Linked DNA regions of Homo sapiens: region 1 is linked to region 2. The links are chromatin loops, found by intact Hi-C in ENCODE. Cell type or tissue: Calu3. All regions are shown on one strand. Each heading gives the region's core, and the rest is flanking DNA. Links, peaks and the distances in the headings are about the cores only.

Region 1 (15,790 bases), core at 4,922-12,921, 91 kb after region 2:
TAAACAGCAAGGGAGCAAAACTGGACAGAGAATGAGCTTGATGAACTGACATAAGTAGGCTTCAGAAGGTGGGTAATAACAAACTTCTCCGAGCTAAAGGAGCATGTTCTAACCCAATGCAAGGAAGCTAAGAACCTTGAGAAAAGGTTAGACGAATTGCTAACTAGAATATCCAGTTTAGAGAAGAACATAGATGACCTGATGGAGCTGAAAAACATAGCACGAGAACTTTGTGAAGCATACACAGTATCAATAGCCGAATTGATCAATTGGAAGTAAAGATATCAGAGATTGAAGATCAACTTAATGAAATAAAGCTAGAAGACAATATTACAGAAAAAAGAATGAAAGGGAATGAACAAAGCCTCCAAGAAATATGGAACTATGTGAAAAGACCAAATCTACGTTTGATTGGTGTGCCTGAAAGTGACGGGGAGAATGGAACCAAGTTGGAAAACACTCTTCAGGTTATCATCCAGGAGAACTTCCCCAGCCTAGCAAGACAGGCCAACATTCAAATTCAGGAAATGCAGAGACCACCACAAAGATACTCCTCAAGCAGAGCAAACACAAGACACATAATTGTCACATTCAACCAAGGTTGAAGTGAAGTAAAAAATGTTAAGGGCAGCCAGAGAGAAAAGTTGGGTTACCCACAAAGGGAAGCCCATCAGACTAACAGCATATCTCTCTGCAGAAACCCTACAAGCCAGAAGAGAGTAGGGGCTAATATTCTACATTCTTAAAGAAAATAATTTTCAACCCAGAATTTCATATCCAGCCAAACTAAGCTTCATAAGCAAGGGAGAAATAAAATCCTTTACAGACAAGCAAATGCTGAGAGATTTTATCACCACCAGGCCTGCCTTACAGGAGCTCCTGCAAGAAGCACTAAACAAGGAAAGGAACACCCAGTACCAGCCACTGCAAAAACATACCAAATTGTAAAGACCATTGACACTATGAAGACATTGCATCAACTAATGGGCAAACTAACCAGCTAGCATCATAATGACAGGATCAAATTCACACATAACAATATTAACTTTAAATGTAAATGGGCTAAATGCCCCAATTAAAAGACACAGACTGGCAAATTGGATAAAGAGTCAAGACCTATCAGTCTGCTGTATTCAGGAGACCCATCTCACATACAAAGACACACATAGGCTCAAAATAAAGGGATGGAGGAATATTTACCAAGTAAATGGAAAGCAAAAAAAGAGCAGGAGTTGCAATCCTAATCTCTAATAAAACAGACTTTAAACCAACAAAGATCAAAAGAGACAAAGAGGGGCATTACATAATGGTAAAGGGATCAATGCAACAAGAAGAGCTAACTGTCCTAAACGTATATGCACCCAATACAGGAACACCCAGATGCATAAAGCAAGTTCTTAGAAACCTACAAAGAGACTTAGACTCCCACACAATAATAGTGGGAAACTTTAACATCCAACTGTCAAAATTAGACAGATCAATGAGACAGAAAATTAACAAGGATATTCAGGACTTGAACTCAGCTCTGGACCAAGCAGACCTAATTAGACATCTACAGAACTCTCCACCCAAATCAACAGAATATACATGCTTCTCAGCACCTCATCGCACTTATTCTAAAATTGACCACATAAATGGAATGAAAACACTCCTCAGCAAATGCAAAAGAATGGAAATCCTAATAAACAGTCTCTCAGACAACACTGCAATCAAATTAGGACTCAGGATTAAGAAACTTACTCAAAACCACACAATTACATAGAAACTGAATAACCTGCTCCTGAGTGACTACTGGGTAAATAATGAAATGAAGGCAGAAATAAAGATGGTCTTGGAAACCAATGAGAACAAAGACACAATGTACCAGAATCTCTGGGACAAATTGAAAGCAGTGTGGAGAGGGAAATTTATAGCACTAAATGCCCACAAGAGAAAGCAGGAAAGATCTAAAATTGACACCCTAACATCACAATTAAAAGAACTAGAGAAGCAAGAGCAAACAAATTCAAAAGCTAGCAGAAGACAAGAAATAACTATGATCAAAGCAGAACTGAAGGAGATAGAGACACGAAAAACTCTTCAAATAAATCAATGAATCCAGGATCTGGTTTTTTTGAAAAGATCAGCAAAATAGATAAACTACTAGCCAGACTAATAAAGCAGAAAAGAGAAGAATCAAATAGACACACAAAAAAAATTATACAGGGGATATCACCACGGATCTCAAAGAAATATAAGTTACCATCAGAGAATACTATAAACAGCTCTACGCAAATAATAAAGTAGAAAATCTAGAAGAAATGGATAAATTGCTGGACACATACACCCTCCCAAGTCTAAACTAGGAAGAAGCCAAATCCCTGAATAGATCAATAACAAGTTCTGAAATTGAGGCAATAATTAATAGCCTACCCACCAAAAAATGTCCAGGACCAGATGGATTCACAAGTGAATTCTACCAGAGGTAAAAAGAGGAGCTGGTACCATTCCTTCTGAAACTATTCCAAACAGTAGAAAAAGAGGGAATCCTCCGTAACTCATTTTATGAGGCCAGTATCATCCTTATACCAAAACCTGACAGAGACAAAACAAAAAAATGAAAATTTCAGGCCAATATTACTGATGAACATCGAGGTGAAAATCCTCAATAGAATACTGGCAAACCGAATCCAGCAGCACATCAAAAAGCTTATCCACCATGACCAAGTGAGCTTCATCCCTGAGATGCAAGACTGGTTCAACATACACAAATCAATAAATGTAATCCATTACATAAACAGAACCAATGACAGAAACCACATGATTATCTCAATAGATGCAGAAAAAGCCTTTGACAAAATTCAACACCCCTTCGTGCTAAAAAACTGTTAATAAACTGGGTATTGACGGAAAGTATCTCAAAATAATAAGAGCTATTTATGACAAACCCACAGCCAATATCATTCTGAATGGGCAAAAACTGGAAGCATTCCCTTTGAAAACTGGCATAATACAAGAATGCCCTCACTCACCACTCCTATTCAACATAGTATTGGAAGTCCTGGCCAGGGCAATCAGGCAAGAAAAGAAATAAGGGTATTCAAATAGGAAGAGAGGAAGTCCAATTGTCTCTGTTTACAGATGACATGATTGTATCTTTGGAAAACCCCATCTTCTCAGCCCAAAATCTCCTTAAGCTGATAAGCAACTTCTGCAAAGTCTCAGGATACAAAATTAATGTGCAAAAATCACAAGAATTCTTATACACCAATAACAGACAAACAGCCAAATCATGAGTGAACTCCCATTCACAATTGCTTCAAAGAGAATTAAATACCTGGGAATACAACTTACAAGGGATGTAAAGGACCTCTTCAAGGAGAACTACAAACCACTGCTCAAGGAAATAAGAGAGGACACAAACAAATGGAAAAACATCCCATGCTCATGGATAGGAAGAATCAATATCATGAAAATGGCCATACTGCCCAAAGTAATTTATAGATTCAATGCTATCCCCATCAATCTTGACTTTCTTCACCAAATTGGAAAAAACTACTTTAAACTTCATATGGAACCAAAAAAGAGCCCACATAGCCAAGATAACCCTAAGCAAAAAGAATAAAGCTGGAGGCATCAGGCTACCTGACTTCAAACTATACTACAAGGCTACAGTAACCAAAACAGCATGGTACTGGTACCAAAACAGAGATATAGACCAATGGAACAGAACAGAGGCCTCAGAAATAATACCACACATCTACAACCCTCTGATCTGTGACAAACCTGACACAAACAAGCAATGGGGAAAGGATTCCCTATTTAATAAATGGTGCTGGGAAAACTGGCTAGCCATATATGTAGAAAACTGAAACTGGACCCCTTCCTTACACCTTATACAAATATTAACTCCAGATGGATTAAAGAGTTAAACATAAGACCTAAAACCATAAAAACCCTAGAAGAAAACCTAGGCGATACCATTCAGGACATAGGCATGGGCAAAGACTTCATGTCTAAAACACCAAAAGCAATGGAAACAAAAGCCAAAATTGACAAATGGGATCTAATTAAACTAAAGAGCTCCTGCACAGCAAAAGAAACTATCATCAGAGTGAACAGGCAGCCTACAGAATGGGAGAAAATTTTTGCAATCTATCCATCTGACAAAGGGCTAATATCCAGAATCTACAAAGAATTTCCACAAATTTACAAGAAAAAAAAACCATCAAAAAGTAGACAAAGGATATGAACAGACACTTCTCAAAAGAATACATCTATGCAGACAACAAACATATGAATAAATGCTCATCATCACTGGTCATTAGAGAAATACAAATCAAAACCACAATGAGATACCATCTCACACCAGTTAGAATGGTAATCATTAAAAAGTCAGGAAACAACAGATGCTGGAGAGGATGTGGAGAAATAGGAACACTTTTACACTGTTGGTGGGAGTGTAAATTAGTTCAACCATTGTGGAAGACAGTGTGGCGATTCCTCAAGGATCTAGAACAAGAAATACCATTTAACCCAGCAATCCCATTACTGGATATATACCCAAAGGATTATAAATCATTCCACTATAAAGACACATGCACACGTATGTTTATTGTGGCACTATTCACCATAACAAAGACTTGGAACCAACCCAAATGTCCATCAGTGATAGACTGGTTAAAGAAAATGTGACACATATACACCATGGAATACTACGCAGCCACAAAAAAAGGATGAGTTCATGTCCTTTGCAGGCACATGGATGAAGCTGGAAACCATCATTCTCAACAAACTAACACAAGAACAGAAAACCAAACATCACATGTTCTCACTCATAACTTGGAGTTGAACAATGAGAACACATGGACACAAGGAGGGAAACATCACACACTGGGGCCTGTTAGGGGGTAGGGGGCTAGGGGAGGGATAGCATTAGGAGAAATACCTAATGTAGGTGTCAGGTTGATGGGTGCACCAAACCACCATGGCACATGTATACCTATGTAACAATACTGCACATTCTGTACATGTATCCCAGAACTTAAAGTGTAATAAGAAAAAAAATAGGGACATTATCCTAATTATACAGATGGGTCCAATGGAACCACAGGGGTTCTTAAAACTGGGAGAGGGAATTAGACAAAAAGGACCAGAGAAATGGCAGCATGAGAACTGAACCCACTACTGCTGACTTTGAAGATGGAGGAAGAGGCCATGCGACAGGGAAGGTGAGCAGCCTCTAGAACCCAGAAACGGCAAGAAAACGGATTATCCCCTAGAGCCTCCAGAAATGAGTTCCATTCTGCTGACACCTTGATTTTATCCCAGGGAGATGAGTCTTGAACTTTTGAACCACAAACTGCATGATAATAAATTTTTGTACCTTTGCAGCACTGAAAAAAAAAAAAGTTCTACATATTGAATGTGTGAATGTCAATATTCTAGGTGTGGATTTTATACTATAGATTTTCAAGTTGTTACCACTGGGAGAAACTGGGTAAAAAGTACAAGGAATCTCTCTGTGCTGTTTCTTACAGCTTCCTGTGAGTCTAAAATTATCTCAAAATAAAACATTTAATTTGAAAAGAAAAAGAAAAAAATACAAGAACAGAATTCAAAGCTGAAAGACAATGTAAAAAGGATTAAAATTTATGTACTTGAGTAATTTATGTAACTGAGAAGAAATGTCTGAATAGCCTAGAATGTTCCAAAAATTAATGATGGACAGCAAACCATAGATCCAAGAAGCTCAGAAACCATCAAGCATTAGAATACACAAAGCAAACAAGTAAGGAAACAAATACTAGGCATATTCAAACTGCGGAAAACCAAAGATCCAAAGACAAACAGGAAAACTGAAAAAATATATTACATATAGGAATATTGACAAGAGTTAGAGGAGCCTACTTTTGGGATGCTCTGCAAACCAGAAAACAATGAAATGATATCTTTAGAGTGCTGGGGGAAAAAACTCCGTGTCCACCCCAAATTTTATAATTGGTGAAAAACTCTTCCAAAATTAGAAAAAAAGTTATGAGGGAGAAAACAAAAATTTTCTCTAAGAAAAATTAAGAAACTGTATTACCAACAGAGCTGCACTACATAAGATGTTAAAGGAAGTTCCTTAGGCATAAAGAATATGATCACAGAAAGAAGCTTGAATGTTAAAATGAAGAGCACTGGAAACAGAATAAATGAAAGTAAATATTTTTATTTTAATTGTTATAAAAGATAACCGATGTCTATAGGAAAACATAACAATATATTGTATGTTTTAGAATACATAAAAGTAAAATATGACAATAATACCAAGGATGGGAGGGAGGAATTGAAAGTATATTGTTGTGAGGTCCTTATATTATATATAAAGTGGTATGTATTATTTGAAGGGACTCTGATTAATTAAAAATCTATATTGTAAAGTCTAGGGCAACAACTCAAACCACTAAAAATTTTAAATAATGCATAAAGAATGAGCTGAGGATAGAGACAGAAATGGAATAATGAACAATATACTAAATCTAAATGAAGGGAGAAAAACCTTAAAAAGAAACAACAAATAGATGAGGAAAAATGGAAGAGAGTCCTCAAAATAGTACATTTTAATCTAATCATGTCATTAATACATTAAACATAATTGGTGTAAACATACATAAAAGAAAAAGATTGACAGATTGGATAAAAAAGCGAGGCCCAACTATGCATGGTCCACAAAAAAGCCACTTTAAATATAAATAGGCTAAAAATGAAAAGATTCTAAAAATTTATTATGCTACCACTTGTCGAAAGAAAGTTGGAATAGCTATAACAGTATCAAAATAGACTTCAGAAAAGTGACTAGACTATTACCAGAAATAAAGAGCAACATTACATGATGATAAAAGGGTCATTTCTCCAAGAATCCATAATAATCCTAAATGTATATGCATCTAAAAAGAGAGCTTTAAAATATATAAAGCAAAAACAAATAATAGTATAAGGAGAAATAAACAAACCCACAATTATAACTGAAGACTTCACCATTCAGTTTATAGTAATTGATAGCAAGTAGAGAGAAAATCAGTAAGGATATAGAAAACTTGAAAACACTGTCAACAACTTGACCTAACCAATGTTTATAGAACACTGTATCCCAAAACAGTACAACAGATATTATATTTAAGCACATATGGAACATATCTCAAGAGAGCCAATATTGTTGGTCATAAAATGTTATACATTTCAAAAATTGAAATTATAAAAAGTAAGTACTTATAATGAATACAATCTGTGAATATATGAATAAAAAACTAGAAATCAATAAAAAAATCTGGACAATATCCCATATATTGATTGTGTGAAGAGGAAATCTTAGGGAAATTGAATATTTTGATTTGAGTGAAGATAAAAATAGAGCATATCAAAAATTTTGGTTGCAACTAAAGCAGTGCCTTGAAAGAAGTTTATAACACAAGATGCTTATGTTAGGATGAAGGTCTCAATAATAAAATAAAAATCTAGTTCTTGAACAAATTAACACTGTTGACAAACATATAGCCAGACTGACCAAAGAAAAAGGAGAGAAGACACAAATCATAAATATCAGGAATACAAGAAGGGACATCACTACAGACCCTAAGGACATTATAAAAATAAGAGGAGAAACCATGAATAACTCTATGGCCATAACTTTGATGATTTAGATGAAACAGATAAATTTTTTCAAAGACATCAACTACTAAATCTGTGTGTGTGTGTGTGTGTGTGTGTGTATGTGTATAAAACTTAAGTCTTCTGAAGGAACTGAATATGTAGTAAATACTTCCTATTAAAAAATACTCCAGGTTCAGATGGTTTCACTGATGAATTCTAAATATTTAAGGAAGAAACAGTAACAATTCTCCACAAACTCTTCCAGAATATTAAAAAAAAAAAGTAAAACACTTTCCAACTCATCTTATGATGCCAGCATTTCCCAAATACCAAAATGAGACAAACACATTATAAGAAAGATGAGTATCTGTCATAAACATGGATGGGAAGTTCTCAATAACATACTAGCAAATTAAATGCAACAATGTATAAAAAATGATCAAGTAGAGTTTATCTCAGGAATGCAAGGCTAGTTCAGTATTGAACAATCAGTGTAAAATACTGTATCAAAAGACTAAAGAAGCAAACCCGTAAAATTATCACATTGAGTTCAAATAAAGACTCTGGCAAAATTCAACATTCATTTCTGGTATTCTCAGAAAACTAGAGTTAAAAGGAATCTTTGTTGACCTGATAAAGAGCGTCTGCGTAAAACCTACAGCTAGCATTATATTTAATAGAAAAAGACTAAATGCTTTCCCCTTAAGGTCAGCAACAACGTTCTCACTAATCCTATTGCACATTGTACTGGAAGTCATAGCTAGTGTAGTAAGGCAAGAAAAAGAAATAAAAGGCATAGACTTGGAAAGGATGAAATAAAACTCTCTCTATTTGCAGATGACATGATTATGTAAAAATTCCCAAAGAATCTATTAAAAAGTTACTAAAACTAAGTATGTTTAGAACAGTTTTATGATATAAGATCAGTATACAAAAATTAATGTTTCTGTATGTAGAAATGTTATGTTTTCTATATACAGTGTTTCTATAGACAAAAATCAATGTTCCCAACCAATAGCATGAGCAATTAGAAATTTAAAAGACAGTATTATTTACAATAATATCAAAACTATGAAATATTTAGGTATGAATCTTACAAAGTATGTAAAGAACTACAAAGCACTCATCAAATGAATTTTAAAAAGACTTTAAAATGGAGATATTATATTGTATTTGTCATTTAGAAAATGCTATATTGTTATAATGTTACTTACCCTCAAACTGAGCAATAGGTTCAATGCAATTCCAACTAAAATCCCCTCAGGACTTTCACAAAAATTGACAAATGGATTCTAACATTTATTTAGAAAGGGCAAAGAATTAGAACAGCTACAACAATTTTGAAATAGAAGAAGAAAGGCAGAGGACTCATACTACCTGATTTTCTGACCTACTATACTAAGTTTAGACAGTGTCATACTATAGAAAGAATAGGCATATGGACCAATGAAAGCAAATAGAGTCCAGAAATAGACCAACACATATATGGCCAATTGATTTTTAACAAAGGTGCAAAGCCGATTAATTTTCAACAAGTGTTACTAGAACAATTGGATATACATATGCAAGAAAATGATCTAGATTCATACTTTATGCAAAAATCGATTCAAAATGGACCATAGACTTAAATATAAGTACTAAAACTATATAATTTCCAGAAGAAAACAAAGAGAAAAATATTTGTGATCATGGCTTAGGCAAAGATTTCTTAGCTTAAAATTTTCAAAACATGATCTATAAGGGAAAGGATGGATACATTGAATTTTATCAAAATTAAGTACTGTTTGTTGGAATAAATTGCTGAGAAAATGAAAATAAAAGCCAAAGGTTGAGCAGCAATATTTGTAAATCACATCTCTAGTCAAGGGTTTGTATCCAGAATATGTAAGATTCTCCAACTCAATGAAACTCTCAAAATTTAATAGGAAAAGAGACAGTCCAATAAAACTGTGCCAAATATGTGAACAGACACATCCCACATAGACAGCAAGTCAGTATATAAATACCTTCAACAAAATTAGTCATTAAAGAAATGCAAATTAAAACCACAATGTGGCACCAATGCACAGCTATTAGAATAACTAAAATATTCAAAACATAAAAAAATTAAAATACCAAGTTCCAGCAAGTATACAAAGCAACTTAAACTCACATATACCTGCTGGTGGAAATGGAAATGGTGCAGACACACTGGAAAAGTTTGGCAAATTCTTAAGAAGTTAAACATATACTTACTGTATGACCCAGCAATCTCACTGCTTTGCATTTACTCAAGTGAAATGAAAACTACATCCTCACGAAAATATGCACATGAATGTTTGCAGCAGCTTTATCTGTCATCACCAGGAACTAAAAACTACCCAAATGTTTCTCAACTGGAGAATGGATAAACAAACTGGTACATTCCATACAATAAAATCCTTACTCAGCAATAAAAAGAAACAAACTACTGTTTTGCACAACAGCATGAATGGATCTCACATGCATTATGCTAGCTGAAAGAAGCAGGATACCAAGGGCTACCTACTCCATGACTCAGTTTATACGACATTCTTAAGAAAGCCAAACTACAGGAAGAAAAACAGATTAGTGGTTGCCAAGGGCTGCGGTTTGAAGAGGGGATGGTTACAAAAGAGGCATGGGGGAATTTTAGGGGCCGATGGCACTGTTGTGTATCTTGATTGTGGTGGTGGTTACATAACTGTATTTCAAAATTCTAAGAACTGTGTGCTTAAAAGGGTGAAATTTACTATATGTCAATTGTACCTCAATATAAATGGAAAATAAAATTTTCTTAAAACCTGTGGTTTTCTAATGGTAATGGATTTAAAAACTGTCACTCACCTAAACATTAGTTTTGAATACATGAACTGTTTAGCAATGCAGAGCCTCTGTTGGTTCTGAATTACCCAGCACAGAATTTTAGAAAAGGCTTCCTGTGAGTCCGTGATTCCCATGGAGAAAATGAAACCAGTAACAGGACAAAAGGTGGCTGGTTTTTAGCATTCTCTTGCACTAAGCTTGAGTAACCTCAGTGAATATCGACGAGCTGCTCTTATAAATTACTCCATGTTTCTTCCACAGCTCTTGCTGTCATTTTAATATAAGAACTTTTTAATATATAGAATCTTTGTTTTTCTGAGTCATAAAAATAACTCTAGAAAAAGCATCTGAAGTGTTCCTGTTAGTGCTTATAAAATTGTGGCATTCTATAAAAATTTCTTCAAGTGTATGGCATGCTGTGAAAAAAACCTAAAATTATTTGAGAAGGGGAAATTGAAGCCATCTCTCTTATAAAAATTAAGGTAGGGTTTTTTTAGGTAAATAGACTTTGATGTATTCACTATTACATTATCTGTATTTGTACTAATATAATGTATCAACAATAGAAAAATCACACTACCTTTTCATCTAAATGTTCAGGCATAGGCTACTTACTGGTTGTATTATCTTTTTATTAATTTACAAATTAAAAAGGTCATTTGGAATCAGGAAGTGAAGTCTACTGAATTGCTAAAAACTGAGTGAAGAGAAATGTTTAATGCCAGGAAGAAGAAAAGAAAGCGAACTGTGAGCAAAGGGTAACAACACACAAATAAGAAGTCTTTAAAAACTCACTTTCCCTTCTTGGCTTCACCTTTACTCTTGAGCTTGGTAAGCAACACTGATAATGATAACATCATGATCAATCAGCTTGATTGATGAATTCCTCTGGGACTCCCCACTTTCCATCTCTGACCCCTGCTCAACTTTAAGAACAGTCTCTTAGAAACACAGAAAACTTTCCTATGTACTTTTAAGTAAATTGGCAAATGACAGGGTGTGGTGGCTCACGCCTGTAATCCCAACACTTTGGGAGGCCAAGGCGAGTGGATCACTTGAGGCCAGGAGTTCGAGACCAGCCTGGCCAATGTGGCAAAACCCTGTCTCTACTAAAAATACAAAAATTAGCTGGGTGTGGTGCTGGTGTGCGCCTATAATCCCAGCTACTCAGGAGGCTGAGGCAAGAGAATCACTTAAACCCAGGAGGCGGAGGTTGCAGTGACACAAGATCATGCCACTGTACTCCAACCTGGGCAACAGGGCGAGACAGAAAAGTGGACTTTTCAATGCTCCTTTTATGAGACTTCCTGTTGGATGGGCCATGTTGCTGTCTTCTTGAAATTGTCCTCCATTTTTAAAAATTAAAAAAAAGTTCTTATCATCTATGACACTGAATCTTTGCATTCATCTCCTATCCTTTTCATTAGTTCTTCTTTGTCTCTTGTTGTGGGTTCTTAAATACTGAGTTCTTCCCTCAGATAATGGTGTTCCCTGGGATTTCATTCCCTTATTCAACATATATTTATCAAACATCCACGACATACTAGGTACTGGAAATACAGCAGTCAGTAAGACAAACAAGGTCATTGTCCTCAATGAGGGACATATATTAATAGACAAATGTGCTAATAACATCCTGAAGAGCCTACCTATTCTTCCTGAGGAAACTGTCTACTCTTGAAGTGACAGCCTTTATTTCTGTGAGATGGTTCTCAAGTTTATGTCACCATCTCTGATCCCTGCCTTGAACTCCTAGATCAGAGTCACCAACCCACCCAGGGGGATACAGAGCATAGCGGCTGAGGGTGTGGATCCTGGAGCTGCTCTGTGTTCACATTCTAGTACCATCCTTTACTAAGCATTTGGTGTTAACTGCTCTGGGCCTCAGTTGCACCATGTGTTAGCTGTGGGCTAATAATAGTTTTAATATCTACCTAACATAGTTGTTCTGAGGGCTCAGTGAGTTAATACATAGAAAACTTATAAAACAGTAAGAGCCCAAATTCTTGTTTACTCTTTCTACTATCATTAATATTCATATCACTGTTTAGAGTTCCCAAATGTACTACAACTCACCATGGCTGCATCAGATTCTCTATGTCCATTGTTCACTCAAGCCACCCACTTAAGAAACCCAGGAGTCAGCTTTGTCTCTTTCCATTCTCTTTATTTATTTATTTATTTTTGAGACAGGGTTTCACTCTGTCACCCAGGCTGGAGTACAGTGGCGCAATCTCAGCTCACTTCAACCTCTGCCTCCCAGGTTCAAGTGATCCTCCTGCCTCAGCCTCCTGAATAGCTGGGACCACAGGCACGTGCCACCACACCCAGCTAATTTTTGTATTTTTAGAAGAGATGGGGTTTCACCATGTTGGCCAGGTTGGTCTCAAACCCCTGACCTCAAGTGATCCTCCCGCCTCAGCCTCCCAAAGTGCTGGGATTACAGGCATGAGCCACGCACCTAACCTGTTTTCATTCTCTATCCCCACATACCCATTCATTCCCCAGGTGCTACCACAATTACCTCGTGTGTCTGTGGTTTGGGACTTCATTATCTCTTCCACACTCTGCTTCTAGTTTCTTTTCTTTCTAATTCAGCTTCAGAGAAATTGAGTAATGTTATTTCACTTAATACCCCAAGCTGACTTATGGTGTGAGGGCCAACCCAGCCTGCAGAAATTTTGGTTTGTTTAATAATATTTTAAAAAAAAAATAAAATTTGAGGCTGGGTGTGGTGGCTCCCAGCCTGCAGAAATTTTGGTTTGTTTAATAATATTTTTTAAAAAAATAAAATTTGAGGCTGGGTGTGGTGGCTCATACCTGTAATCCCAACATTTTGGGAGGCCAAGGTGGGCAGATCACTTAAGGCCAGGAATCAAGACCAGCCTGGTCAACACGGCAAAACTCCATCTCTACTAAAAATATAAAAATTAGCCAGGCGTGGTGGCGGGAGCCTGTAGTCTCAGCTACTTGAGAGGCTGAGGCATGAGAATCGCTACTTGAGAGGCTGAGGCATGAGAATCGCTTGAACCTGGCAGGGGAGGTTGTAGTGAGCCAAGATCGTGCCACTGCATTCCAGCCTGGGCAACAGATCAAGACTCTGACTCAAAAAAAAAGGAAAAAAAAAAGGAAAGAAATAAAATATAAAATTTGAATGTCGTCATTTGGGGCATATGCTTCCTGGTTCAGTATCAGCCCCCTCTAGTCATGTGTTTACATTGTATGTTTGTTCTGGTCCCTGAGGCAGCTACATTTCTGAGTCCTAAGATAAAGGACAATCACCCACTCCTTAATGTACTAGTCCTTGCCATCTGGAGCTGACCACTCACCAGGACTTTCCCTCCTCGGGGTTTATATTTCTGATATTTCTCACCTCCCGACCTTTATTTATGCTGTTTTTCTGCTGGGAATGTCCTCCTGACTCTGCCAGTTGAAACTATAAATACGGTTTTAAGATCCTTCAAGATTTGTTTGAAATTTTACCACTTCCATGAGGTGATTTCATATCCACTTAATTCACCAGTCATTCACCAATCAAACTATTAGCTATTTTAATCACAGAATACTTGGCAAAAGCCTATCTATGGACTCTCTCCTTAGAAACACACAGCTCTAGCAGGGTGCAGTGGCTCATCTCTGTAATCCCAGCACTTTGAGATGCTGAGGTAGGTGGATCATTTGAGGTCAGGAGTTCAAGACCAGCCTGGCCAGTATGGTGAAATCCCACCTTTACTAAAAATACAAAAAAAGAAAAAAGAAAAAAAGAAAAAAACATAGCTGGCGTCGTGGCAGGTGCCTGTAGTTCCAGCTACTTGTGAGGCTGAGGCAGGAGAATCGCTTGAACCTAGGAGATGGAGGTTGCAGTGAGCGGAGATGGCACCACTGTACTCCAGCCTGGGCAACCAAGGGAGACTCTGTCTCAAAAAGAGAGAGAGAAAAAAAAAAAAGAGGCCAGGCACGGTGGCTCATGCCTGTAATCCCAATACTTTGGGAGGCCGAGGCAGGCAGATCACTTGAGGTCAGGAGTTCAAGAGCAGCCTGGCCAACATGGTGAAACCCCATCTCTACTAAAAATCAGCCAACATGGTGGTGGGTGCCTGCAATTCCAGCTACTTGAGAGGCTGAGGCAGGAGAATCGCTTGAACATGGGAGGCAGAGGTACACTCCTGCCTGGGTAACATAGAGGGACTCTGTCAGACAGAGAGACAGAGAGATAGAGACAGAGAGAGAGAGAGAGAGAGAGAGAGAGAGAAAGACACAGCTCTACACCTTACAGCATTTGTACTCCACGCATGATCCAGAGGTTAAAAATCCTTTCTAGGGAAACATTAGTGTAAAGAAGTGGATAGCTATAGGTTCTTAGAAAACAGCCATCCTATTTAACGATTTCCCATTCAGTCCTTTTCTTAGCATTGGCAACACATCTTAGAATATATAAAGTATATGTGCTGATATAGGACAAAATTAAGTGGAAAAATAGGCAGTTGTAGAATATGTACGTTGCTCCCATTTGGAAATATACAAAGGGGAATATTTTGTACAGGCCACATGTAAGTCAGATAAATGTCTGCTCTTATCTATGTAGACTATTTGAGAAGGTTCATCAAAAAGCCATTAAGAAGGATTTCTTTTAGAAAGGCAAACAGAGAAGTCACCTCTTAACCATCCTACCATAGAAGGCTTTTCTCTTTTATACAGCACATATCATTTTACTTTTCAAAACCTTTTACAGCAGATAGTTCTGGAGTACAGGTGGCATTTATGCTCCCCACAAAAGAAAAAGCCTTAAGCTGTCCTCTGAGGAGATGAAGTCTTCATGAAGAGGAGGCCAAAACCTTTCTGCTGTTCCTCTCTCTCCCCTCTGTGTCATAGATCCCAGCTGGCAAGGAATATGCTGCTGTCCTTGTGATCCAGGCTTCTGGTCAGACTTGAGGACAGTGAGCACTCAGTGACTTTGTTGAATGAATATATGAGTGGATGAGCTGTCAATGAATGGGATGTGAAATAGATGTTATATATATTAATATAAAGAACCTAAGAAAGATCAAATCTGGAAGTGGAGATGCAAGATTATTGAGGAACTCACAAAATGTCAGAGGCAGCAGGTGGATTTCTGTAAACTACATATCTAGTCCTCCTTAAAAGCAGAATTCTGATTCATTCTAGGGGAGGCTGCTCCTGTACCTGCCTTGGCATTGCTCAGTCATAGCTTTCCCCTTCCCTTCTCCAAAATTTCTGCAGAGGCCCCACTTCCAGAATGAGGTCAGAGGAAGGAGAGATGTTGCTACTGAGAGCTTGCTTGCTTCATGTGAGCCTGTGGAGGCTGAGAACTACAGGATAAGTTTGCAAACTC
Region 2 (15,790 bases), core at 5,225-13,224:
TGAGGAAAGAGTACATGCTACCAACCTAAAAGGAAGAGGCTGATGCACAAAATATAATTTGAAGAGTTTACTTGAGCCAAAGTGAGGGCAGCTGCCCAGAAGACTTAACTAACCTTGGATATGAGCTCCCTTCAGCCTTTGTTACAAACAGGCTTTTAAAGGCAAAAAGGGTGACAGACTAGGCTGATACAAAGTTGTTTGTCAGGAATTCTCTTTGGTTTGCAGAAATAACATTGATCAGTGATTGGCTATTCTTTTTTTTTTTGGTGTGGTATTTTAAATGTCATTTTCTTTTTTTTTAAATATACTTTAAATTCTGGGATACATGTGCAGAACATGCAGGTTTGTTACATAGATATACACATGATTGGCTGTATGTTTTTAAGCTATAGGATGTGGGTTATAGTGTCCAGTGTGACATTATTAGGTTAATGTACAGCTGTTTATGGCAATAGTAAGCGGTTTCAAGAGATGAATACATAGCTTAAAGTGGGGAGTTACAACATGATTGCTGTCTCGTTTTCATGCCTTCCCCAGCCTGATAATTTAAAAGGACTTGCCTTCCTCAGATAAAAGAACTTTGCTTTCTTCAGTGCAAAGTAACTATATAACAAAATATAAAATAACTGCATAATAACCATATAACCATGAGGAACAAAAGATAACAGTAGTTCAACAAAAGCTTTAATCATAGTTATACCAACTTGATAAAAAGCAGCAAGACCAGAGGTGCTACGAGTCACGGTGTGATTTGTGCCATTGGATGGTCATGGCCTCAGTGAAGACAAGACTCAGTTGGGAAGAGATTCTGCTTCAGCCAGTCCTTTATTCTGCAGGCCTATTGCCTTCAGGTTGCCACAGCAGCTGCTCAGAGTTAGGTTCACAAAGATTATGTACAAAGACGTACACTGCAGCACGGTTTTTAGAATTAAACAGTGGATCATCCACATGTTGGAATACCAATCATCCAAAAATCACATTGAAGGAGAATAGCCACTGTAAACTAGAAGTAAAATCCCAAGCCCCCCAGCCTGCTGAACGGAGCCCCTCTTAGCCAAGGGGACCCCCAAAAAACCTGAAAAACTGAGTTATTGGCTGTGATGAGAACGGAGGTCAGACACAACTCATGTCCTCCTAGAAGTTAGGCACAAGTGACCAGCATTAAGGTTAAAATAGAGATCATAAGACTGACAAAATAGACTCTTTGTGACCATAAGATACAGAATTATAAACAAGACCTAAGGCCATGCAAGGCAAGGGTTAAGTCACACCCTGTGAACCATAAAATCTCATTAAATGGGTTTTTTGTAATGACCCAGTATAATGTGACTTACTGTCCAACCTGACTCTGGTACAGCCTCACATGACAGCAGACTCCCTTCTCTTAAGCATTTCTTTCTACTGACGTCAAGGTTTCACACAAAGCTTAACTCTTTCAACCAATTGCCAACTAAAGAATCCCTAAGGCCGGGCGCGGTGGCTCACGCCTGTAATCCCAGCACTCTGGGAGGCCGAGGCGGGCGGATCACGAGGTCAGGAGATGGAGACCATCCTGGCTAACACAGTGAAACCCCGTCTCTACTAAAAATACAAAAATTAGCCGGGCATGGTGGCGGGCGCCTGTAGTCCCAGCTACACGGGAGGCTGAGGCAGGAGAATGGCGTGAACCCGGGAGGCGGAGCTTGCAGTGAGTCGAGATCGCGCCACTGCACTCCAGCCTGGGCGACAGAGCGAAACTCCGTCTCAAAAAAAAAAAAAAAAAAAAAAAAAAAGAATCCCTAAAACCCACCTATGACTCATAAGCTTCCACTTCAAGGGTCTCACTTTTTCACACTGAGCCAATGTATGCCTTCCATGTATTGATCTGTGATTTCACCACAATTCCTGTCTCCCTAAAATGTATAAAACCAAAGCGTAACCTGACCACTGCAAGCACGCTTTCTCAGGACGTCTTGAGACTGTGTTCCCCAGGCTATGGTCACTCAGATTGGCTCAGAATAAACCTCTGTAAAATACTTTACCGAGTTTGATTTTTTCCTGTGAACACCACCAACAAGGGGAAAATCTTTAGATTATGTTGCTAAGTGAAAAGCAGTAGTCTACAAAACAGAAGCTATTGTGTTATTTCATTTTTATTCAAAGATAATCTAGTTTTACACATGTGAAAACATCTGTAAAGTGTTAATAAGGGTTACCTTTGAGTGATGAGATTATAGCTGATTTTGCTTTTGTGTGTGTGTGTGTGTGTGTGTGTGTGTGTGTGTGTGTTGTCTTTTCTATGCAAGTATAGGGTGGGGGCTGAAAACTCAGATTCTGGAGTGGGAATATGTACTTGGCTTTGTCACTTGTGTGACCTCTGTGAGTTATTTATTTATTTATTGGAGACAGGGTCTGGCTCTGTTGCCCGGGCTGCAGTGCAGTTATACAGTCCTAGCCCACTGCAGCCGTGAATTCCTGGGTTCAACAGATCCTCCTGCCTTAGCCTCCTGAGTAGCTGGGACTGCAGGCACATGCCATCATGCTTGGCTAAGTATTTTTTTTGGTAGAGATGGGGGTCTCACTGTGTTGCCAGGCTGGTCTTGAACTCCTGGCCCCAAGTGATCCTCCTGACTCAGTCTCCCAAAGCACTGGAATTACATTTCTGTGAGTTATTTAACCTCTTGAAACTTCAGTCTCCTGATTTCTACAATGGACTAATAATAGTAGCTACTGCCTAGGGTTATTCTGAAGATTAATGAGATAATAAAGTATTTAACATAGTACCTGGCACGTGATAGGTACTTTAAAACATTTTTCAAAGAAACTTGGGCGTATGGTATAAGGAGGGAAATGCTGTGAAGGAAGGAAGAAGGGGGGCTGTGAGTTCACTTTGTAAGTGCTGCCTTAAGATGCAAACCAGTGGTGGGTCTACCTGGTGAGAAGCCACAGTACTGGGCCCCACTAACACCAGAACAGTCTTTCTTGCTCAGCAAATCTGTGCTTGGAATATGCAGCCTAAAGAACAAATTCCCATTCCCACCCCCGATTCTCCCAGGGAAATTTCCTCATTTATATCCTAAAGGGCTTCTCAGCTGAAAATGCCAACTTATGAATGTTGAATGTGAATGACTCAAAACTACCAATGGATACTAAATCTTTCATGTAGTTTTGAGGAGGAGGTGTGCAGAGATAGGACCTAACTCACTCTGACAGGCTTGAGAATGGGTCTGTGCTTCCTCCTGAAGCCAAACTTCTGCTTTCTCCAAGGAGCCTACGCCGCTGCATCCCCACACGCTGTGCTGAACAGGCAAGCGCTTGATTTGAGGCTGTTACAGTGAACAAAGAGGCTGATGAATGAATCTAATTATGCACGAAGCAAAGCTGATGAGAAGGCAAATGCCAGCTTTTGAAAATGAAGTCTATGCTTCTGTGTTCCCTTAAGCAAATTTCCTATAATTATGCCTCAGTCAAGATTGTTCATGCTTCAGTTTGGGAAGGCATTATTGAAAGAGTAGCACCTTTACTCTGGTTTGATGTTTCCTTACATGTAAATTGTGCTTATCTTTTAAATTAACCTTCTCTAAAAGGCTCCTTTTTTTTCTTTTCCTAACCCACAGAAGTCAGTATTACAGTGGTTCAAGTCTGAAAAACTTGAAGGTTTTATATAATACTGGAAAAACAACAGCATGGTAATGTACTTGGCACATGCCTGAGGCTCCCAGCATAATCAGTATTGACAAAACTTACTCATAAGCTGAGTGGAGTTTTAAATGATTTAGTTTAAGATTGTAAAATAACTCAATAACATTTCGGAAGTCATAAGTGGCTAATTAGGTCTCTGAGTTCTATTTGAGTTTCTGAGTTTGGCATCCATCTTATTCTAATTTGGAAACTTAGGTAGAACTTTATTTTCTGATTGGTTGTTACTGAGTCTTGCTTAGAAAAAGATAGCTTTGTCCAAGTCTGCTCATGATTCAGAAGTTTATACACATTCAACAGACAGTTGTTGACCACCTATGAAGGCATCATGAGAAGTTGAGGTCTTGACCCCTGAAATCTCAGAACAATGGTGAGCTCTGCTGAATTTTTTGCAGTGCATTCTCCGTAAGGAAGCAACACTCTCTTCCAACACCTTACTTCCTAGTAGCCGTTGGAAATGACACCCTGGTTACACATATCCATCCTCTCCATTGTTTCTAAACCCATGCCTCTGCAGGAGACGTATTTGTATCCACTCATTTAAAGCCAATACTTGGCCAAGTGAATGTGAATCTGTTTTTCTCAGCTCAAGTACCCACTGAGGTTTTCCCAAGGATAAATTCCTTTCAGTATCTAATCGGCCTTACGTATCTATTACTCAATTAGATACTACTTTGTGTTGTCTCCTCTTTGTCCCCATGTGTATCTCCTATTTGTCCCATGAACAGGGACCAAGTCTTCCTGGATCACCTCTTCCTCATCATGAGTACTTTGGAGCAGCTTATGTGCCTGCCGGTGAGGCTCCTCTGCAAGAATACATCATCGTATTTAACTGCAGGTTAGGTGGAGGCAAATGAAATGAATCCTCTGATTTCCCATGCTATCACAAAGAATGACTTTTGTGAATATTTTCTGTATCCCAAGATATTCCCTGCCCAACCATAGGCCAACACACTCTATCAGGTAATACGTGCATATATGTCATTAAATGGAAGGCATATTTATTCTGAATTTGTTATGAGACTTGAAAAAGGTCCAGACAATTTGGGAGCTTTCAGGAACAGAGAAAAATTGCTCTTATGCCTTCTAAATCATTTTGATCCAGAAATGGGAATACCAGCTGCTATTCAAAACTACCGTGTTTTTGAGGAACTTATATATTAGTTTTACAATCTAAAAAGTACATGGAATGTGAAAAGACCTGATATTACCGTGTTTCCAATTAAAAAGCAGAAGCTCTACTGAATTTTCAGCAGAATAGTGTTAAATCACTCTGCTAGCTAGAGATGCCTCACACAGAGAGAGGAGCCCTGAGAGCTTTCACTTTTGATTTCATGGGCAGCAGAGAGGCTTCTGTCTATAGTAGAGCCAAGTTGGACAGGATCTGGCCTAGGAAGAGTTTCCCAAACTCCTTGTTCCTCTTCTATTGTCCCTTCCAAAGGGCCCTAAACTAGAAGGCACTGTGTTGACTGAATTGAATTCCTGCCATGTACATAGAACTACCAGTGCTCAATAAATATTTCCTGGCTTGAGTTTCCAGGCAAGATGGGATTCCATCTCTCCTAAGCTGAGAATGGTCTCCTCTGGTAGTAAATATCTCTTCCTGAATTATGTACAGATCTTTCTTTGCCCTCTGGTTCAGTTCTAAGCTCTTCCCAGGATATACCCTATGTCTCCATAGCTGCAATTATAACCCTCCTCATTTAATTTGTTCTTCAGAAGAAACTGAGAATGTCATATTCACCTCTGAGTTCCAAGAAGGAGTTGTACACACTCTAGATCTCTTCTTCAGAAACCAGTTTGGCCGGACTCTCTTTAAACTGCCTTTTTCCACTCAAACCTACCCCTCCTCCCCTCGTCAGCTCAGCCTTTACGCTCGCGTAAGACACAGCAGGCCCTGGCATATGTGTTAAGTGTGTGCCAATCCCCCATTTGTGGCACAGCAAGCTGTCTGTTTGGCAGCCCCAGATGCCTCCTTTCCTTATTTTTACTGTTTTAGGACTCTGTTTAGTTCCTCAGATGAAATTGCCTGAGAAGCCATTTTGTCACATTTATGTCGATTCCTTACTGGAAGGAAAGATATGGGGAATGAGTTTTTCAGAGGCTAAGGAGAGAGAGGTGAGGCACAGACTCTCTAGTAATAAAAACCTGCCTGTAATCACCGGGAGGTGGAATACACATTCAACTGTCAACTTGCTATAACATTTCCAAATTAGAGGATAATAATATGATTTACCAAAAGTTCTTTCACTTTCTAAAACACTCACCAAAAAACCCCACAGATCTTTGGTATATGTGCAATATGATTATAGTTAGTGATAGTTCCAACTAATAGGTGTTATTCTATGTGCTTTACCTATATTCTTATTTAACCCTCAGGCATCCCAGAAAGGAAGATGCTATTATTTTCACTTCACAGATCAGAAAACTGAGACACAGAAAAGTGGAATTATGTGTCTACGATCCGTGATTAATGGGTGGTGAAAGATACCTGTTGTGTTAATTCTTGACAGAGTGCCCCATGCGTGTGATTTTAGCCAATGTTATTGGATCTTTAGCAAAACCTTAGAAAAATGACAAAAACATCCACCCTCTTCTGCTTAGCAACCTTTAAATTACATTTAAAAATGCCTAAGAAATCTGTTTATGGCTTTACTATGTGTACAGTGAAGCCATTTTATGATACATATTTTGAAATTTGGTAAAGCGTGGCTGTTTGCTCTCAGCAAGACAGGCTGGAAAATAGGGGGACAGGCTGGAGAATCCAGGGCACTGCCCCTGGATTGCAGGCGCAGGTGTATATCATGATGAAATGAGACAGACTCAGATTACAATTCTAGCTCTAGGACCTCGCGCAAGTTACTCATTCATCAACTAACTCGTTCACTCTTTTAACAAATGTTTATTGCATTCTTACAATGTGCCAGACGCTGTTGAGGTACTGACGGAAATGACTTGATCTGATTTGGATTTTTTAATGATCATTTTGTCAATTCTCCACATCCTTCTCTCCATCAACCATATGTGTGTGTGTGTGTGTGTGTGTGTGTGTGTGTCTATATATATATATATATATAGTAAGTATATATAGTATATATTTAAGTAAGCATATATATAAGTAGTATATATATATAAGCGTATATATATATACAGTAAGTATATATATATATATATATATATATATATATATATATATATAGTAAGTAAAGCAAGTTCTTTCTTCTTCAAAGCCTTCTTCAATATTTTTAATGCTGGTAGAGGTCCTAGAGGCAAATAGAAATAAGTAAATTTTGTGGCCTATAGGAATATACATATGAATAAATTAGTGGGCTGGCTTCTCCACAGTGCAGATGGAGAAGCCTGTACCTCACCAACCTGCGCACATTTATAACCAAGTGGCCTGTAGAAGTTTCCAGGCCTCTGAATTATTTTTCTCAGAAAGTTTGATTCCACACAGTTTGCTTACCATGGTCAACACAGTGGCAGATTTTGGCATACCACCTTATTTGTCATTTTTCAGCACTACCCAGAACTACTAACCATGCTGTCGAGTCTAGGAAGTTAGCTAATAAGCTTCCCTTTAATGAGATTTGAAAAGGATTGTCAGTTGGAAATGACAGTTGGTATAAGAAAAGAACATAGTGTTCAGAGGTTTTGCTAGGGCTCCTTAATTTTTAGGTATTTGAATTGAATAGAAATTAGGGGGCTTTTTAAGATCTCATAACTTCTGGGACCATGAAAAGATAATCAGCAGGGCTTTTTCAATATGATAAAAACTCATGTAACCTCAGGGTTTTCTACCCTACACAATCTTTGTCTAGCGGGTGATGTTTTCATGGGGAGCTTTCCTGACATCATATCAGTACTACAGGCAGTGCTTGTGGGTCTGACCAACAACTTCAGAAGAAAACCCATACCTTTCTGTAGAACGGTTTAGTACAATTTTACATTTTGTGAGTCTCCTCTCTGATTCTTGGCTCGTCTAACGTAGTGTTCCTCAAACGCTATTTCCTTTTTTAATGAGGCCAACGCAAATTAATTATTAAAATAATATCTCTGCCAATCATGTTTATCTAAATTTCTGTTCTGCCCAGCATTTACCTTGTTGTAGTTACACCTTTTACAGCCACCCAGTTCTCTTCCCAGAATGATTCATGTTCTTTTATTAAGCTGAGCTAGAACTTTATAGAGTCCATGAGGTGCTCCAGGAAGAAAGAGTCAACATACAGGATGAAGAAAGAGGGTAGAGCCATATTAACTGATTTTCTTCCTTTGTCACATACGACTATTTTTCATCCCTGAATTCTCCACATCCTTGTCTCCATCAACCAGCTCTGTACGTCCTGCTGCCTCCACCCTCACCTTGAAAATATTTTTTGTTTTTTTTGCACTACATTTTCCCGCTGTCCTTAAGCCTGAAAATTTTCACTTTCTCTGCCTTTGGCCTAAAACTCCCTGATGTTTCTTACATATTTACCTTCAATTTTTGCAGAACCATGTATCTTCAAAGGGAAAAAAACTCCCTCAGGCCCACCTCACCAAACCTAGAAAGAAGACCATCAAAATTACTAATAAAGCATCAATTCAATTCTGAGGTCATTACATTCGCTATTAAATAATTCACAGGTCATTAACTGCCCAGACTGTGTCTTTCAAGCACAGCTGTTGAAGGAACTAAATACTATAAATCATTAACCATATTAAAGGAAAAGAATGTTGGGGGAGAGCAGTGGAGATGGATAATTAAATCAAACAGTAGTGACACTGAGCAGGATGAAGCAATGGGATTTGGAGGCTGACTCTATGCCAAGAGAAGATCGATATTCCAAGGTAATGCGTGTCTGGGGAGTAAATGGAGCTGCCAAGCCAGTGGAGGCCATGGAAAGACCTGTGAGTTAGGGAAGAAACATTTCTATAGATGTAAGAGTGCTGGCCACTTGCCATGTGCAGTGTAAAATAAAGTCTTGACAGCCAACTCGGGAGGTCTTGAAGAGGTTGACAGTTAAGAACAGTGAAGTAGATGTTTGTTCCTGGTAGAAAATCTAAGGGCCACTCAGAAAAAAATTTTCTTTTCTGCATCCCTTTCTGTAGCCACGAACAAAACACCAGGAGAAGCTGCATGCAGCTAACTTTTGGCAGCCCTTCGTTAAACAAATTTGCCCAAGTACAGTTTTCAATTCCCCAACTCTGACACAAATAGTAATAATAGTAATAACAAATATTTATTGAGTATTAGATGCCCATGATTACCTCTTTTAATTTTCTCAGCAGCTTTAAAAAAACTGTTCTATTATTGTTTCCTTTTTTACGTGGGGCTCTGAGAGATTAAACGACTTGCCCGAGGGGACAAGTTGGTTAAGCGGTGGATGTGCAGACTGTCTGGTTTTAAAAACCCTCCATTTCATCAGAACCTGCTGTGCAGTCAGGCACCTCCCGCTGCTTGTTGGTAGATCTAGATTCTAAGAGAGACAGGAAGAAGGACTTCTTTACACACTTGTATTTGGTCTTGTGTAATCATGTTAATCAGAGTACATATAAGTAAATACAATACATTTCCTCAGCCACACACATAAAGGAAAGATCTTCAAAGACCTCCTCAGCTGTCTTTGATAATTCCGATGGTTATAAAATAAAGCACTTAGTGTTAACGGGCTTTAAAACAATTGAATTATGCAAGGTAACTCAAAAAGTGAACCAAGTACAAGTCAATACAACATAAGCTTTCTCTTTTTAGAATTATAGGCTTCCAATCATTCATTCCACCAACAAGGACTGTGTTTCTTCCTGAGCACATGCAGAGACTATGGGACAAAGATGTGATACTGTGCCCACTCCTATTGTTTCTCTGAGGAGCACAGAGATTCTACAGCATGTGCCAGACAATGGGGGATTTCAAATGAATAAAATACAAGTTCCAATTTTCTAGTTTATAACCCAACGGGAGAAATGCAAGACCCCTGAGTGACTACAGTACAAAGAAAGATGAGATTGTTGTTCCTCAAAATGTTATAAATTTTGAATGATCACCTTTTACTTCATGACATAATATAGAACCCAAACAGATTAGGCAAACAGATCTCTGGCCTGAGGCAGCTCCAGGTATCCCACTTGAACTGGGATATGCTACAAGCCTTCCAGTGAGTTAAGTACCCAGACAGAGGATACCAGGGCAGAACCTTCACAATCCTTCTGTGAGCTTTAACGAAAGCCTGCTATGGCTCCCACCACTCTCCCTGAGGTCCCTGCTAGGCCCCAGAGTCATCCAAAGGCTCTGCTCACTCAGATGGCCCCATAACCTCAAATAGCCATATCATTGAACTTCTACACTTGCTCATGTCTCAGAAATTGATTTTTTTAGTATAAGCGTTCTATGACTTCACAAAGTTTCATTTCCCCCAGAGAACTCTCAAAGAGAATTCCTCAGATGTTAGTTTCTTACACACAAAATACTTCCAGTAATTAAGTTTCCCTGCAAAGTTCATCTCTTTTTTCAAAGCTTCTCATTCTTTTACTTAGACCGTGGAAACTCCTCAGCTCAATAGTAGCATGTCTTGAATGACTCTCCATTGCACCTTATAGGTGTGTTTGTCACTCTCTAAGGAGGACTGCTAGACCGCCTGCTAGCAAGGGGCATCATCAGCCCCCAGTCTATCTGCAAGATGCTCCTGCAGCCAACAATAGGGCAGCTGGGCTGACGGGGCAATGGATGCAGAGTATCCATGAAGTGCAGGAAGAGGGTAGCAGGTGTTTCATGCCACAGATCCCGAAACCCTAAATTCAGATGGCTTCTGGCATTAGGTGTTTTATTGTTTTCAGGACTCTGCATTGTCTTGATCAGAATTGCTTTTAAAAGCATACCTGGACATGCCTAGTATTTTCTCACTTGCAAATTACCTCACAAAGTTCTTCACCACCCTCTTCTCTGTTTCTTTCTGAATATGAAGTATATCAGTCTGTGTCCAATCAGAAGACAGAAACCACATAGTAACTTAAACTAAGGGAAATGTAATATAAAGAATTACTTATCTCTGGTTCAAAACTGTTAAGAAAAGTATTTATGTTACAGGAGGGATGAGGGGTGTATGCAAAGCTAGGTAGGGTTCAGACACATCGGAGAATGTGTGATTGCAGCCCTCTGGATTCCAAAGTTGGCTGGTCTGCCTATAGTCTAAGTGTGGCCCAAATGTTTTATGGGATATACTTATGTTAAGGAATTATGGTTATTTATCTGAAATTCAAATTTAACGAGAATCTTGTTTTGTTTTAATAAATCTGGCAATCCTGCCTCTAGGATGCAAGTAAGGCACAGGTGAGCCATAGCAGGTGGCCAGGCATGCAAGGAAGCAGAGGGAATAGGGGGTCTGGCCTACATGGCATCCATGTGGAGAAAGCCATAAGAATGTTACCACCAGCCCAGGCCAGGGCTGCAAGGGCACTGAGGGACTATATCTTTTAGGCACGTGGCTGTTACTGAGCATCACCAGATCTCTTCACACCCACACCAGTGGCCCACCATGCACCAGTTGAAAACAGCAGGAGAGCCCCCTTGCTCCTGCACTGTCCCTCTAGCACCCCTACTAAGAAAGCTCTACCTCATGCTGTCTGTGCAGGAGAAAAGCTGAAAGGAAACCCCTCCCTTATCACAAAGCAGGTATTGAAGGACAGATTTGGAGCTGAGATGCAAGACGTTGAGAACTGGCACCTGAAGCCTTATTCTTTCCTCTACCAACTGCACAAAGTGTTTTTTTTTTCTTAACTCATTTTATAAGGTCATCTTCCTTTCATATAAAATATTAACTCATGTTAATCTTACACAATCTCTGCAGAGTGAATGACACATGATACCAGCTCTGATATTTATAGAGAATCATGGAATTTGGTAACTTATCTACCAAAGCTGTTTGTTTTTTCCTTTGGTGATTTTTAAAGAAAAAAAAAGGGAGAAAGAAATTTAAGAGAATTCCCCTGAGCTGCAGTCTCATAAAACACAATCACACATGCTTTCTGTTCCATGGTTAATGGTGGGAAGACAGTCACTGACACATTGCTTGTCTGTGTGAAAAGAACAATTTTTCAGTATCCTGGATTCTTTTTTATTTTTAATTGGGGAATTAAAGCTGTCAAGTTCTAATTTCAATCAGTTGTGAGCCCAATTCTTCCTTGGCAGGCTTCAACCTGGAAGATAGTTCAAACAGTGATTACATTTTTCTAAGGAGAGGTTTAGAAATGGAGGAATTCTGAAGTTGAAAAAGGAATGGCTACTGGAACACATGTATGGGTTAGCTTAGCCAGGCTTTCTTCCTCTCCCTACAAATGGTGAACCCATATTTTTAGAAGCAGGTGATTTTCCCCCAGGGTATTGTATCTTTGTGATAAAACAGTTTATGAAAACTCTATTCAGAAATTCTGTTTTGTTGTAGAATAAAAGATTTCCCATGGTGCAAACCTCCCTTTAAATCTCTTAATAGTATTTAAATTTTATTGGCTTCTAATTATGATGCTTGTGAGTTTTTTTTTGTTGTTTTTATTATTTTTTTCAAAAGCAAAAGTAATTCATTCTGGAGATGGGAGAAATTGCTTATATTCTTGACTCGCTAGACACTAGACAGAGCTTGATATAAAAAAAGCTATGTAAAACTTTAGGCTAAATGAAAAACTTGTGAAAATAGACATAAAATTCTGTCTGTTTTTCAGGATAGGTCATAGTTTCTGGGAGTTCTTGCATTAGATTGGGAGCCCTTGGAAGCATTTCTTTTAACCCACTGTCAGTCTGTTCAGGCTGCTATAGCAAAATACCATAGACTGGATAGCTTATAAGCAATAGAAATATATATCTCACAGTTCAGGAGGCTGGAAAGTCCAGGGTCAAGGTGCTGGCAGATTCCATGTCTGGTGAAGACCCACTTCCTTGTTCATAGACAGCCATCTTCTCACTGTGTCCTTGTGTGGTGGAAGGAATTGGGGGTCTCTCTGGGGCCTCTTCTGTAAGAGTGCTAATCCTATCCAAGAAGGCTCTGCCCCCTTCACGAATCACATGTTCAGACCGTGGCACCTAATATCACAGTCACTTGTGCATGTGCTTGAGAAATGTGCCACTGAAAGTCATGATTACAGAAAATCGAAGCTTGATTTAATACTTTCTTCCAGGCAAATGAATTAACAGGGATGCAGGAGGCTTTTTCTGAAGGACTTTTCCCCACTCTCTGCACTGGAAGACACGAGAACTACACTAAAATAATGTTCCAGGCAAAGCCTTCTGTTAACAACATGCCTCTCTGTGAGGTGTGTGATGAGGATCTCTGGGCCAGCATAGCCCTTCCTTGAAAGGAAGTTGGACACCAACAGCTTCAAGAACGGCAAGGAGCACAGCAGGTTCCTACTCCAGCTTGCGATGTGATCATTGCCTGAAGCTTCTTCTCTTGTTAATTAGAGAACCTGATTCTTCTAAAGTGTCTCCACTCTCCTTTATAACATACAGACACATGCTTTCCCTCCTTCTCCCCCAAATCCTGATACTCTCATATTCTTCTTACCATTCCCTTCCTTTCCATGGCCCAGGAGCATTTCCCATTTGAAATTTCTGAGTTTCTCAGACTGAATGAAGACTTAGGGACCTTTTTAGGATATACACTGAGCTTTCTGCTGGGTACAGTGAACCGACGTTAATCAGGAAGAATTTAATTTTAAAAGTTGAACATTCATCCCTAGTTCTATCACCTAATTGAATGGCCACAGGCCTATTAAATGAATTGTGTTATTTCTTGGTGACTTATGAAGGGAATACTAAAGGTGATCTAAAGGTGGTTCATTCATTCATTCAGCAGATATCTGTTGAATGCCTCTGGATGTGGCCAAATCAGAACCCTGTTATTACCCTCATGAGGCTTATAACCTAGCAAGGAAGACAAATGCTAAATAAGAAATGACTCTTGTGATGAGCGGTTACAAAAGGGAACTGCACAGAGATCCACGTTTCAGAGCACTTTTGTCACGCAGGTGCTTCAATCTATTAACTCATTTAGAGCTCACGAAACTCTATAACATACTTCCTCTCTTATTTCATCCCCATTTTATAGAGAAGAAAACCAAGGCACAGGTTTGTACAGGGACACTTAGCTGCTAAGTGGCATAAGCAACATTCGAACTAGGAAGTCGGATGTCAGGGCCCTCAAGTCTACACCAGGAACTAACTAGAGATGCCATCCACAGGACTTTTCTTCAGAGCCTTTCTCTCACCTCCCTCCCTCCTACTGCACTCTGCCTTCCCATCCCATCCCCAGTTAGGCTTATTGGCAGAATCAGGGACTGAGAAAGGAAGAAACCAGAGGAAAGATCAGAGCATGTCTGGTGCCCACACGTCCAGGGAGGTGAGCACGTGCCACTCTTGTACCACCAAGAAGCAAGAAAACCGAAGTGGGTCAATAAATTCCCAGCAGGTGGCATCTCCAGGTGTTAAGTTGGACCACCCAAACCCTCTCCCTAGGTCCCCATTTTCTGCTCCATCGTCTGCCTCCCCAGTCCCTGGAGTTCACTCTACTGTTCCACCAGCTCCATGATTCCTGCTGACACCTGGCATTGCCTCTTCACCTTGTCCTGGTCTCATATATGGTTTAACTCTTACCCATTTCTTTTTCTGAAAAAAAAGTTCAATGCCACTGTCTTTGTCCTGCAGCAGGGGTTTGGCAAGAGTGTTGAGATCTGATGGCCATTAAGTTCATAAGATGTGGGGCTCCTTAAGACTGGAGCAGTGCTAAGGAGAACTTAGAAGTCTTAGAGGCATTCAATGCACGGTTGGCTGGATTTTTCTTCAGAGCCTTCAGAGAGGGTTACAAAGAAACCCTCCCTCCTTCACCTCCTTTGAGTTCTGTGATAACTTGAGAAGTAAAGAAATGAATTTGTATCTCATTTGGAATGGAAGACACATTGTAATTTTTTTTTCTGGAAGAAGAATAAATATTGAAACTATTGGTTCTCAAAGGAAGGAACAAATGCGTTAACATTTGGGAGTTTTGTTTAAGTCATGTTAGTCCTGTCTTGCTGCCTAATTTTTCCTTTTGTTATTAATTTGGCTTGGAATGGAACCATCTTTACAGTTTAATTTAACCACATCTCCCATGTAGAAAGGATTGTTCTTCTAGCATATTTCCTTCACAATGCTGGCTCCTTTTCCGCCCCAGTACATTTAGTCTGACTTTGTTGGAGGCCACGACTGATTTCTTTCACTCAGTTATTCCGAGACAGAGAGTGTAGGAGGAGACAGAGAGGGACACACACAGCTAGAGGGGGGCTGTTTGCAAACATTGATTCATTCACTCATTCACTTAGTCAGTCTTATTTTTCATGTGTATTGGACCCAAAAACATGGCCAGCACTATGCTACTTGCTGGAGATAATGAACAAAGCCAAACCTCTGAAGGACCACTTAGCTAGCTTGCTTGCTTCCTTGCTTGCTTCTTTTCTGCCTGCATGCCTGCCGCCAGCCCTCCCTCCCTCCCTGCCGCCCTCACTACCTCCAACTCCTCTCTCTCTCTCTTCCTTTAGCCTTTCTTAAGGAACAATATTGAATAGGGGACTCATTAGAAATCAGTCTCTTCTAATAGTGATTTATTTTAAGCGTTCCCACTTGTAAGAGGAACATCTCTCTAGGGCATCAGAGTCATTCAGATTGTTGTGTGATTCTGAGCCAGAGGCCAGGAGAATCCTGAATTTGAACTTAAAACCCTGGGTCTCACCTTACTTGGTAGCTGTGGGCAACAGGCAAGTCATTCCCTTCCCCTGAGACTCAGTCCCTTATACCTGTCACAGATACCTGACCAAAGAATGACCTAATTTTCTTTCAGTGACCAAGCTCAAATTAACATGAATAAGCCTTTTATTTCATTCATTCATTCATTCATTCATTCATTCATTCATTTGAGTCAGAATCTTGCTCTGTCACCCAGACTGGAGTGCAGTGGCACAATCTCAGCTCACTGCAACCTTGGCCTCCCGGGTTCAAGCGATTCTTCTGCCTCAGCCTCCCAAGTAGCTGGGATTACAGGCTCCTGCCACCACGCCTGGCTAATTTTTTATTTTTTGTAGAGACGGGGTTTTGCCATATTGGCCAGGCTGG

Evidence for each region. A loop is a pair of places that touch in the nucleus more often than their neighbours do. Peaks named below come from ENCODE experiments on the same cell type or tissue, not always from the same donor. Only the 100,000 strongest peaks of a DNase experiment are listed, where the experiment ranks them.
Region 1: it touches region 2 in a loop (1.9-fold over the local background); 1 of 110 quality-filtered maps calls a loop at or near these places.

Annotation. Positions count from the first base shown.
Region 1 is chr1:242,141,614-242,157,403 of GRCh38, reverse strand. The region is part of intron 5 of PLD5 (phospholipase D family member 5); the gene reads left to right. Among named protein-coding and RNA genes, the nearest start is that of MAP1LC3C, 150 kb to the right of the region's middle. In Calu3, for the core only: no CTCF peak of the experiment used is centred there; no DNase peak of the experiment used is centred there.
Region 2 is chr1:242,232,957-242,248,746 of GRCh38, reverse strand. All of the region lies in intron 4 of PLD5 (phospholipase D family member 5), which reads left to right. Among named protein-coding and RNA genes, the nearest start is that of MAP1LC3C, 240 kb to the right of the region's middle. In Calu3, for the core only: no CTCF peak of the experiment used is centred there; a DNase peak (open chromatin) is centred at 8,536.